Regions from separate parts of the Homo sapiens genome. Here region 1 is linked to region 2. A link is a contact called in ENCODE Hi-C or POLR2A ChIA-PET data. All regions are on one chromosome and are shown on one strand. Each heading gives the region's core, a stretch centred on a gene start or an enhancer-like site at or near the end of the contact. The rest is flanking DNA. Distances are from core to core; before and after follow the strand shown. Region 1 overlaps KCTD3 (potassium channel tetramerization domain containing 3). Region 2 has its middle 25 kb from the start of KCTD3.

Region 1 (5,544 bases), core at 220-2,719, 40 kb after region 2:
TTGCTGCCCCCTTGGGGCTTATATTCCACTTTAGATCTTTAATCCTTGTGGAGTTTACTTTTTTGTATGTGGTATGAGATTTAAGGATTTATTTTCTTCTCAGTGGGTAGGTAATTATGTTCTGACAATTTATTACGTAAATCATTCTTTGTCAGTGAATCTGATAGCCCATTTTATCTTGCTTTATGTGTGTGTATATACTTGGATCTGTTTTTCAGTTCTCTCATTTCCTTAAGACATATGTCTATTCTCATACAACTTGAGGTGAAGTATGTTCATAATAAGTTTCAAAATCTCACAGGGCATGTCCTCTCTACTGTATTTTATTGAGGTCTTCATGTAGGAAATAACTAGACGTAACTCTATTCTTCGCATAGCTGTCTTAACCAGAGGGTTGGTTCACTAGGCAGCAGTAAGATGATGGAGAGGTGAAATAACAGAGCATATTCTTGTTTTATATTTTGTTTTATTTATTATTATATATTTTTTGTTTTGTTTTGTTTTTGAGATTTTGAGACAGAGTCTTGCACTGTCACCCAGGCTAGAGTGCAGTGGCGTGATCTCGGGTCACTGCAACACCTGCCTCCTGGGTTCAAGCAATTCTCCCACCTCAGCCTCCTGAGTAGCTGGGACTACAGGTGTGCACCACCACACCTGGCCAATTTTTGTATTTTTAGTAGAGACGGGGTTTCACCATGTTGGCCAGACTGTTTTCAAACTCCTGATCTCAAGTGATTCACCCGCCTCAGCCTTCCAAAGTGCTGGGATTCCAGGCGTGAGCCACTGTGCCTGGCCTTGTTCTACATATTTTAAATGTATTACTTGTATGGAAAGTTATAGAGCAAATATGTACCTTCTTTGTAATTTTTTAAAAAACAGGTAAATTCACATATCTTATTAAGAGTTAAATTCTGTAGTTGTTATAGTTATTTTTAAATATGCTGTCCTGATTCTTTTATCCTTTTTTGACATCTCTTTATTGTGTAATACCCTAATTACTATAGAGAAAAACAACTTAGAAGTAATATGTCTGTAAAAGATGAGATTATATAGTTTTTTTTTTTAAGTGAATCCAAGTTTATTAAGAAAGTAAAGGAATAAAAGAATGGCTACTCCATAGCCAGAGCAGCCCTGAGGGCTGCTTGACTGAGTATACTTACAGTTATTTCTTGATTATATACTAAATAAGGGGTGGATTATTCATGAGTGTTTCAGAAAGGAGCAGGCAATTCCCAGAACTGAATGTTCCTCCCCTTTTTAGACCATATAGGGTAACTTCCAGACATTAGATGTCATTTGTAAACTATCATGGGGCTGGTGAGAGTGTCTTTTAGCATGATAATGCATTATAATTAGCGTATAATGAGCAGTGAGGACGACCAGAGGTCACTTTTGTTGCCATCTTGGTTTCAGTTTTGGCTGGCTTCTTTACTCCGTCCTGTTTTGTCAGCGGGATCTTTGTGACCTTTACCTTGTGCTGACCTTCCTTGTTACGCTGTGACTAAGAATGCCTAACCTCCTGGGAATGCAGCCCAGCAGGTCTCAGCCTTATTTTACTCAGTCCCCATTCAACTCTGGTTTGAACACCTCTGACATGTTTTCCCCTTCCCTTTTACAAGGGTACTCTTAATCCTAAGGGTTTCAGAGGGAGGAAGATTCATCTTCTGTAACTTCTGCAGTCTGAATAGGGATGATGGTATTTCTGCCTATTAGGGTCTTCTGCATTCAGAGTAGAGGAGAGCTCAGTTAGAAACTGTCAGTATGGTGAGAACTCTGATTTCTGACAAAAAGTGATGACTGAAAAATTAATAAGTGTTCGATTTAAGAAAGCACTGAGTAAGCTTATCTTGCATTCCTACACAAAGAGAACAACAGCAGTATATTCTACAATAACAAGGCAAAATAAGTAAAATTATCCCAAGTAAACTAAATAAGAAGGCTTTTCATGAACTGGGAAATTGTTGTAACCAAGCTGATATGGAGTTGGAACCAAGCTGATGTGCTAGCCAATTCCAATACATGCCCACAATTAGAATACTGATCCAGATTTCTGTGTTACCCATGCCTCTTGTTTCTTCTGAACAGCAGCCACAGATCACTGCTTGGTCCACAAGGATAAGCAGGATGAGTCCAAATTGCAGAAAGAACTCAAAAACTACTGATGAGACAAATCTAATAAAAAGCATACCATAGTTTTTGAAACAATTTTCCTATTTTCAGTCTTTCATTTTTACTAAAGAAATCATGGTAGGACTGATTTGTTTGCAAAATAAGCTTTAGTCTTATTATACTTGGCCTGATTATTTGTATAAAGTGCAGCAAGAATAATTAGTTCCTATATAGGCTCTTTTTAAATTGACTTTGATAGAACTTTGATCCATAAAGAATCTCAAATGAGACTTCTTAAAGCCTTGAGCCTTGCCATGGGTTTATCATTGCCTGCAAATACCTGTATGAGTTGGGTAAGTTTCTTTCCTTTTGAGGTTTCATGATAACTTGGGGCTTTTGGGCCTGTCAGAAAGTGACTTTCTTTACTTACCCCAGACAGGTCAGAAACCTTGTACAGGGACCGTGTAGACAAGATATGTGGCCAGTTTTTCCCAGGGGCTTTTATCAGCTCTATGAGTCAAATTTGATTCCTTAAACAAGTCCATATCTGAAAGCATGCTATTCCAGTCAAAGTCTTGGTAAAATAACCAGTTTCTCCAATTGTGTCCTGTTACAAAAGAAAACAGATTCTTATTGTAGTTACATATTGCTGTAAGTTAAGAATACTCACAAATAGTTTCCAAATTCTGGAGAAATCAGATAGAGAGAAAGAAATATGCTCCAAATTTTGTTTATAAGAGTATACTTTACTCAGTTGTTAAAAGCTGCAAAATCTCGAAAGAAAAGTGTTCTTGACTCCAAAGTCAGCTAATTGGTGCTGCAGTCTATTTCCTTTGGGTTGGGGGTCTCTCCACTATCTCATTTCATGGTTTCCCAGGAAGATGTTACTGGAAAGGGGTCCTCATCCAGACCCCCAAAAAAGAGTTCTTGGATCTCTCACAAGAAAGAATTCAGGGTGAGTCCTTAGAGTAAAGTGAAAGCAAGTTCATTAAGAAAGTAAAAGAATAAGAGAATGTCAGCAAATTTTAGTGTTTATTAGGTAAGTATTTAAGTATTTTCATTTGTTTATCTTAACAAATGAATCCCATCTGGTGGCTGAAGAGGGTGGTTACAAATTACACAATGCTTAGGAAAAATTGATACATTTTTCTCTATTGCTTTGAAGTTTAGGGAAATCATTAGTTCTTCAAATTAATATGCTCAATTGTATATTCTTATGAATTACAGTTGTATTACTTGGCATACATATTTAAGGGAAAATGAAGTTGATGTATTTTTATTTAGGCCCTTAGGTGACCATCATTTATGAATACCTAAGTTTGCTTTTTGCAGCGAATGTCAGGTAGTGTGCAAAAGAACGCTTCTTTTCCTTCATCTTCTATATTCTCTTTAGGTAAGCCAAAAGAGAAATTTTATAGTTATGTTTGCATTATTTGTTGAGTTTAAAAATAGATACTTCATAGTTCAACTCATTCATTATTATGATTACGTAACTGCTAAAGCTCTAAATGTATGAAGGCTGCTATACATATAATCGCATAGAAAACATTTCTTTAAAACCTAAATTCAGATAGGGCAGAAAGAATTATTAAAAACTGACAGGATATTTATTAGAGAAATTAGGTATTAAAGAATACATTAGCTTTTACATATGGGTAGTCATATGGAACTGTAGTTCCATAGAGTTTTGCATTTAGACCTTTAAAAACTAGTCTTCAGAGGATATCCTGCACCCTATCCTTTTTTATATAATAGTGCTAATGTATTGGAATGCATGTGATACACTCAGTGTTTCTGGATAGACTGTCCATCTGAAGTACAAAAAGCAAGAGATTCAGTATGTGTCATTTCAGTTAATAAACCCTGAAAAGCTGATTAATAACTGAAAGGAATAATAATTCTGAAATTCAGATTTTTGCTGATTGTTCATACTCACAGAAGATGACAGTATCATTTGTGTGTGTGTGCGTGTGTGTAGAGAAACATGAAAGATAAAACTATCTTTTTTTAAAGTTTCTGAAATTTTTTAAAATTTGGAGGACTTTACTAAATTATTCTTTGGGGAAATATAGAACTGTAGTCTCTTTCAAGTCGTTATATGTGCTATGTATGCAAGTATACAATACCCCAAGGATAATATTGTGGCTTCATAGGCAATATAGATCAACAAAATTTTATTTGTAATAGGAAGGTGGATGGGTAACTGTTTAGTTTTTTTTTTGTTTTTTGTTGTTGTTTTTTGTTTTTGGTGCATTGATGTGTATTCCGTTTGCTTCATTGCTGCTGAGTCTACCTTATGTGCCTGTTCTTCCTTAACAGAATCAAAGAATCTTCAGGATGGCAGCAAGTGTTTACGAGCCCATATTTGGATTGGACTATCGAACGAGTAGCTTTAAATGCAAAGGTGGTTGGAGGGCCACATGGAGACAAAGACAAAATGGTTGCTGTTGCCTCAGAGAGTAGCATCATCTTGTGGAGTGTTCAGGATGGGGGAAGTGGAAGTGAAATTGGTAGGAAGAATCTTGTTTATGTTGCAATTTGATGATATTAATATTTTGAAGTTTATAAAAGAGATTGACACTGAATATGAAAATTAACCTGGACTGTCAGTTAGCTAGAGCTGTCACAGTATTTAATGTGGGAGGAATGATCTGATAATGAAGGAAAAATGATGTTTTAGAAAAGACATGGGGAACATCTTTTCACCACTTTAAGTGAAACCTGGCTGCTCTATGAAAATATTGCTTTTCCTGAATCCCACTTAGTGGTGGATGTTTTCACTGTTTTCTCTCCACCCCTCTCAAACTACTGAACCTGAATGTGGGGTAAGTCACTTTCTTGCTCCTCATTGTTGCTTCTAGACCAGACATTCCCAAACTTTTTGGTTTCAGAACCCCTTAATCCTCTTAAAAAGTTACTCAGGACCTGAAAGAATGTAGGTTATTTTCTTTTTTTTCCTTTTTTTTTTTTTTGAGACTGAGTCTCGCTCTGTCGCCCAGGCTGTAGTGCAATGGCATGATCTCAGCTCACTGCAACCTCTGCCTCCTGGGCTCAAGCAATTCTCCTGCCTCAGCCTCCCAAGTAGCTGGGACTACAGGCACATGCCACCACGTCCAGCTAATTTTTTTGTGTTTTTAATAGAGATGGGTTTCACCATGTTAGCCAGGATGGTCTCGATCTCCTGATCTTGTGATCCGCCCACCTCGGCCTCCCAAAGTGCTGGAATTACAGGCGTGAGCCACCATGCCCGGCCTTTCTGTAGGTTATTTTCTATCAGTATTTACTATATTAGAAATTAAAATGGAAATTTTTATAAATGTTAATATAGTTATAATAATCCATTGCATAACTTAAGTAACATTTTTAATGAGAACCTCATTTTCCAAAAATGTGTGAGAAGAATGGCATTGGTTTACAGTTTTGTAAATCTCTTTT
Region 2 (5,359 bases), core at 2,654-5,153:
AAATTCTATCTTAAAAAACATCCTTACCCTTCTTTCCCCTTCCGTTTCATTTAGTTTTTAATGTTTACATTTTGGCAAGAACTGGCTGAACTGTATAAAAAACCAAAGTTTCCAAGTGGCCTTAAACTGGCAATACCATAAACTGTGAGTTTTATGTAAATACCATAGCTTAATAATAAGAGATTCAAAGCAGGTACAAAGGAAATAGAGAAATAGATGACAGTTTTAGAAGACTTTACATAACTCTATAGTTACAGGTCAACCATTTGAGCTCTAAGTTTTTCTTGTTATAATTTGTCCATCAATTTTAAAATGTGCACAGGAACGGGCCAAAATATGTAACCATCTGGAGTCACAGAAAACCTGGGATGCTTTTGAACTTCTGCAGGAGTTTCTACCCTTTTTCTTGATCTAATTATTTATCAGTAGCTAGCCTTATTGCAACAACAGTGTGCTTGCTACCCTCATGGTACTTTAATATCTTAACTTCTTCCAAGATGTGCTCAGTCCCTGCCAGGTTTTTCTGAGCATCCCTATAGTCATGTGGCGTTCCGCAAAGGCTGAGCAGTCAGGCAACTCCACCCTACGTGCATGTTGCCAACAACCTTGGGATTCCTCCCACAGATACCTCTTCCTGACTCCTTATTTTGTCTCTTGGATCCTGTTCATCATGCCAATTGTTATAAGAAAAGCTTGGGACTGTAACATCCCCCCACAAACTGGGAAAAAACTGAGACACCAAAGAATCATTTGGGCAAATCCAGCATGATGAATAGATGCGTTTATTAGAACTTAATATATAGGACATTCCTGGTTGGTGGCAGGACAGCCCTAGAGACCTGTGCCACCTCCCTTCTCTAAACTGCTTTTAAGCTAGTTTTCTGGCTCTCTGCCTGTGGTGTTTGAATGATGAGACTGTTTTTCTTGGTAGATTTTCAGATACTCTCCAGGATGTTTGGGTTCTCAGGGACATCTGCTCCTTGGCTGGGCACCATGGCCTTGGCTCAGTGCCCAGACTTCAAGATTTAGGCGGTGGAAATACAACCTTAAGTAACCTGGTGGAGGACCTATCACAGAACAATATTTCTTTAAAGAAAGATATGGTTTGGACCTATGTGAAAGCATAAGAAGGGAGATCATCTTTTTACTCTTTTATCCCATCTGTATACACTGCTGACACAACTAATATGATTAAGTACATAGTAGGTAATTCTAAAACAGAACCTGACATGAAGCCATCATTTCTGAAGTCCATACATTACACATTGGAGAATAACTTAAGTTTATAAAAATCCAACATTCTATTTTTTTTAATACTAAAGCTCCTCCAAATGTTCAATTTATTTATTTTAAAGGTGTTGGCTTAATGTGGTGACACAACTTTACTGTCAGAGGTGATATAATGTCATTGCATTACAGAGTCAAGAGACCATTTCTGTATGCAGATGTGTGTATGCATGCATGCACATGTGTGTGTAATATATATATGAGGAAGATAAGTAGCTCATGTGTTGCTTATTGTGATTAGAGGCTTATTGTGTTTACTCTAAGAAATCAATAAACAGCTTCCAGATTTATAATGAATTGTGCAATTGTGCTACTGACGTGCATTTCAAGCAAAATTTGCTATGTGTTTCTGATTTGCTTAAACTTAATTCATGAAAACATTGTTTCATAAGAGCTATTTCAACTCTCAAGCTACTTTTAAGTTCTGTTTGGGGCTTTTCTCTCAAATATTAAATCATGTTTTTGTAAAAGCAAAGAAAATTCAGAGTATTCAAATTAAAGTATGAAATGTGGTAGCTGTGAAGCTCTTGGCAGTTCTTAATTTCAAACTAATTCGTTTACCTCACCATGAAATATGAGTTTTTTAAGCATTCTATTTCATTGTAAAAGGCCTCTTTTTTCTTACTTAGGAGCTGTGTGCTTGGCTACCACAAGAGTTTGATTAGATATTTGTGTTGCACTATTGATAAGAATACCGAGCACTCCACTATACCAAAAAAGAGAGGTATCAGTTGGATAACCCAATTACTCAGATTTGATCATTAAGTATCCTGGGTTAGCTATGACTTGAAATTGGCCTCTAATTCAAAAGAAAGCCCATTAAAGAAAGAAATTTCTGACTGAGATAAATATTTGCCTCAAGACCAATTTTCCTTGCTTAGAACCTCAAATCCATTTTCTTTCTTCCCTTGCTTTGATTCTTTTGTTTCTGTGGTGCTCTTAGCTTCTGATTCTGAACTTTTGAACACTTATTTTCCTGGCTTTCAGTAACTCTGAATGTCCCTATGTTTCACTACTGTATCACTAGTACTTTGACTTTCAAATTCTGTGAGTCTGTGCACCAGGGACTTGAACAACCTTACCCCTGGAGGTCAGTTGCTCCCTGTCCATTTGCATGAGACAATACTTCCTTCATCTACCGACACATAGGCTGATAGAAAGAAATGGCTTTGGCCATTCCATCCTCATAGGATACTCTAAATAAGTTAGAAGAAGTAAAGAGAATTAAAAAATGAGGTGTTTCACAGTTTTCATACCTCCCACTCTGTCATGGGAAATTCAGCATGCTTGCTTACCTCTGTCAGGGAAGAAAAGAAGCTGACCTCTCAGTGCCTTGAATGAGAAAGGGTACGTTGCCAGTGGAGTAACGACTATCAATTATTTTGCATTTTGCAGATACTGGATTTTTGAAAGGAGAGAAAGAATGGCCAAATGGCCAGAATGTGCCTACAGAGCTTGATCATGAATGAACATCTTTTTGGCCTAAGGTAAGGAGAGATTTGCTTTCTAGTTCTGCCCTGACTACTAACAAGTTAAAAGAAAAACACCTCATCAGTGGAAGCCATAAAAACAATGTGGCTATTATAAGGTTATTCCTAATATTATATTAAATAAAACATAAAGAGACTTTGTTGAGCTTTCTGACTAATGCCCATCTCTTAGAATTCTACATCTTTTATTCATTGTCCTTTAAAAATAACTGATGAATTTGATCACTGTTAGGGAAAAAGATGTCTCATCTTCTCTCTGGCCAGCGAATCCTGTTAAATATTGACAACTTCTGAATTATAAAAGTAAATTTTCTCATTTGTTTCTAACCTAGAGTATTCCCAGATTACCCAAGCTTGTCTACATTGCTAATTATGAACCAACACTGACTTGTCCTCTCCAAATGGTATTTAATGAATACAGAAATCAAGAATAGAAGGATGCCTAAGGAATGTAGAATATAAAATTTGATATTATAATTTAAATAACATTTAAGTTCCATTTCCACATAGGATGTAAAGAACCACAAGATAATGTTGCTCCCACTCTAACAATGAGAAAAAGCTGAGTAATATTTTTCTATAGAGTCCATCATAGAGCTGAGTCCACAAAGCAACTAGGTAAGCTAAAGTTGAAGGCATGAAAAGCCCTATGAAGAGAGAAGGTGACCCATATACAGTTTCACTTATGGTAGAGCAGGAAAGGATAAGGTGGTTGTTCTAAGAGACACCTTAAAGCAAGGAAAAAGAAAGAAATTGAAATGTTTAAAAACTCTTAAAGGCTGAGTGTAGGCAAATGTGATAATTTACAGTTACTAGGAGCTCCAGAAATAACCAGCTCACAAGTTCTTTTGCACAGGCCTCAAATGGATGATTATAATAAATTCTGGGGGCAAAAGAGAAGGTGGAGGAGAGTACTTCTTGTTGATGTCCCGTGGGAAGTTCAGGAAACCCTCCCTTTTCCCCCATAACCCAGAGAAAGGTCTACTGATTCTGAAGGAAGCAAAAGCTTTTGCCCTGCAAGGGAGCAGGAAATCCCTGAGGCTCAGACCTTGCAGTTACAAAGTGAAAATCTATTAATGCTGGCAGGAATAGTGAGAAGAAGGAGGTTGCGAAACTCTGTACTGCTCACAACCTTTCACAGAAACATAGCAGAGTTGGGTACTGTAACAAGGAAGTGGTAGGAATACTGAGAAACCTTCACCCGCAAAGTTCAAGAGTACAGGGCTAGCCTATGACTGAGGCTGAATCAGGGCAACTGATAATTCATTCCCTTCACCATAATCCCACAAAAAACAGCAGCCAATTGCTGGAGGAGGGGCAAGTGCATGGATAAAGGTTATCTCTGTGTACTGGCAGGCAGGGACTGCAAGTCACACTATCTGGAGTTCCTGGCTATGCCACTGTTGCTTGCATCAAGAGCTAGCAAAAGCCCAAGATACAGTGAAATCCTGGAAAAAACTGTACTCAGCAGGCAACCCTCACAAGAGAAATTGCATTAGCTGAGAAGTGCAGAAAAGATGAGCTCTCCAGGAACTCGCCCTTTCCTCCTGCCCTCTATTGACAAAAATCTTAATGTTATAACATTTGGCAAAAATATGTATATTAATGGCCCAGATCTATTTTCATAAATAATGCAATAAAATATAAATTTAGAGTGGAGAGGCAATAGCTGGATAAATGACAGTATAGTATGTCTTTTTTCATTTTAAAATCTTTTTCTTGTCTTCTTATTTTTATTTAAGGCAGGTTTCTTACAGACAGCAAATAGTTGGGTTTTAATTTTTTGTGTATAATCTGACAATCTCTGCCTTTTAATTGGGATATTTAGGCCACTTACAGTTAATATAATATTGATAGGGTTAGATTTAACCCTACTATTTTTCTAGTTGTTTTCCAGCAAATTGTTTCTTATTAACTAGTTATTTTATTTTTTTGTTCCTTTTTTTTTTTTTTACTTTTTTCGGGTCGATTAAACATTTTATATGATTTAGTTGTGTCCATTTAAACATACGAACTGGGTGACTGCTGAAGTATTCTGCACCAATTTAATCAATGAAATGGTTGCAATATTCTCACACTTTACTCTCCTAAGAGTGAAAAGTCATGGAGCTGGAGACATGTTTCTATCTTGCACTAAAAATCACCATTCCAAACAAATGATCAGACAAAGGTTTGGGGAGTTAATTATCTATCAGTTTGACCCATCTAGATATATTTCTTATGAACAAGATTTGGAGCTGACTAATAACCAGTCTTGGGAGAAACCTTGGGACTTTTCTCCAGAGAATGAAGATTGTATTTCTGGTGTTCTACAAGCTCTACCTAAAGATTCTACCTGCGTAACATGGATAAAAAAGGAGACACAGCACTGCTAATGATTTCATTTTCCGGTAATCAATTACAGCTATTTACTCCATTCACCGTTTCCAGACCATACTTACCACCTGGTTATTTTTAGATGGCATGAAAAAATTACTCCAATAAATGGGATATGGGAGATGATGCTGAGCAGCAGAGCGTTTGCACTATATGTGACCATAAATCAAGATGATATGTTACTAAAACAGCTGTCTGGATATGAT

The links. Hi-C counts contacts between places; a loop is a spot of excess contacts on that map. ChIA-PET counts read pairs that join two places held with the same protein, here RNA polymerase II (POLR2A). Pooled maps may share reads with other maps.
Region 1: a loop to region 2 is called in a pooled map, with 2.7 times the contacts of the local background. The contact joins two enhancer-like sites. A Hi-C loop is called at or near these places in 1 of 50 pooled maps. POLR2A ChIA-PET finds 5 or more read pairs at or near these places in 5 of 52 experiments (HEK293, MCF 10A, OCI-LY7 and 2 more).

The regions. Positions count from the first base shown.
Region 1 is chr1:215,582,067-215,587,610 of GRCh38, forward strand. It overlaps KCTD3 (potassium channel tetramerization domain containing 3), which reads left to right. Exons shown (of 18, transcript NM_016121.5): 9 at 4,429-4,619. Among named protein-coding and RNA genes, the nearest start is that of KCTD3, 18 kb to the left of the region's middle. RefSeq lists an enhancer at 1,237-2,436. Within about 2 kb of position 1,470, at least 5 of the 41 ENCODE cell types and tissues checked have a DNase peak (open chromatin) inside an H3K27ac peak, as active enhancers do.
Region 2 is chr1:215,539,433-215,544,791 of GRCh38, forward strand. No RefSeq gene overlaps it. Among named protein-coding and RNA genes, the nearest start is that of KCTD3, 25 kb to the right of the region's middle. Within about 2 kb of position 3,904, at least 3 of the 41 ENCODE cell types and tissues checked have a DNase peak (open chromatin) inside an H3K27ac peak, as active enhancers do.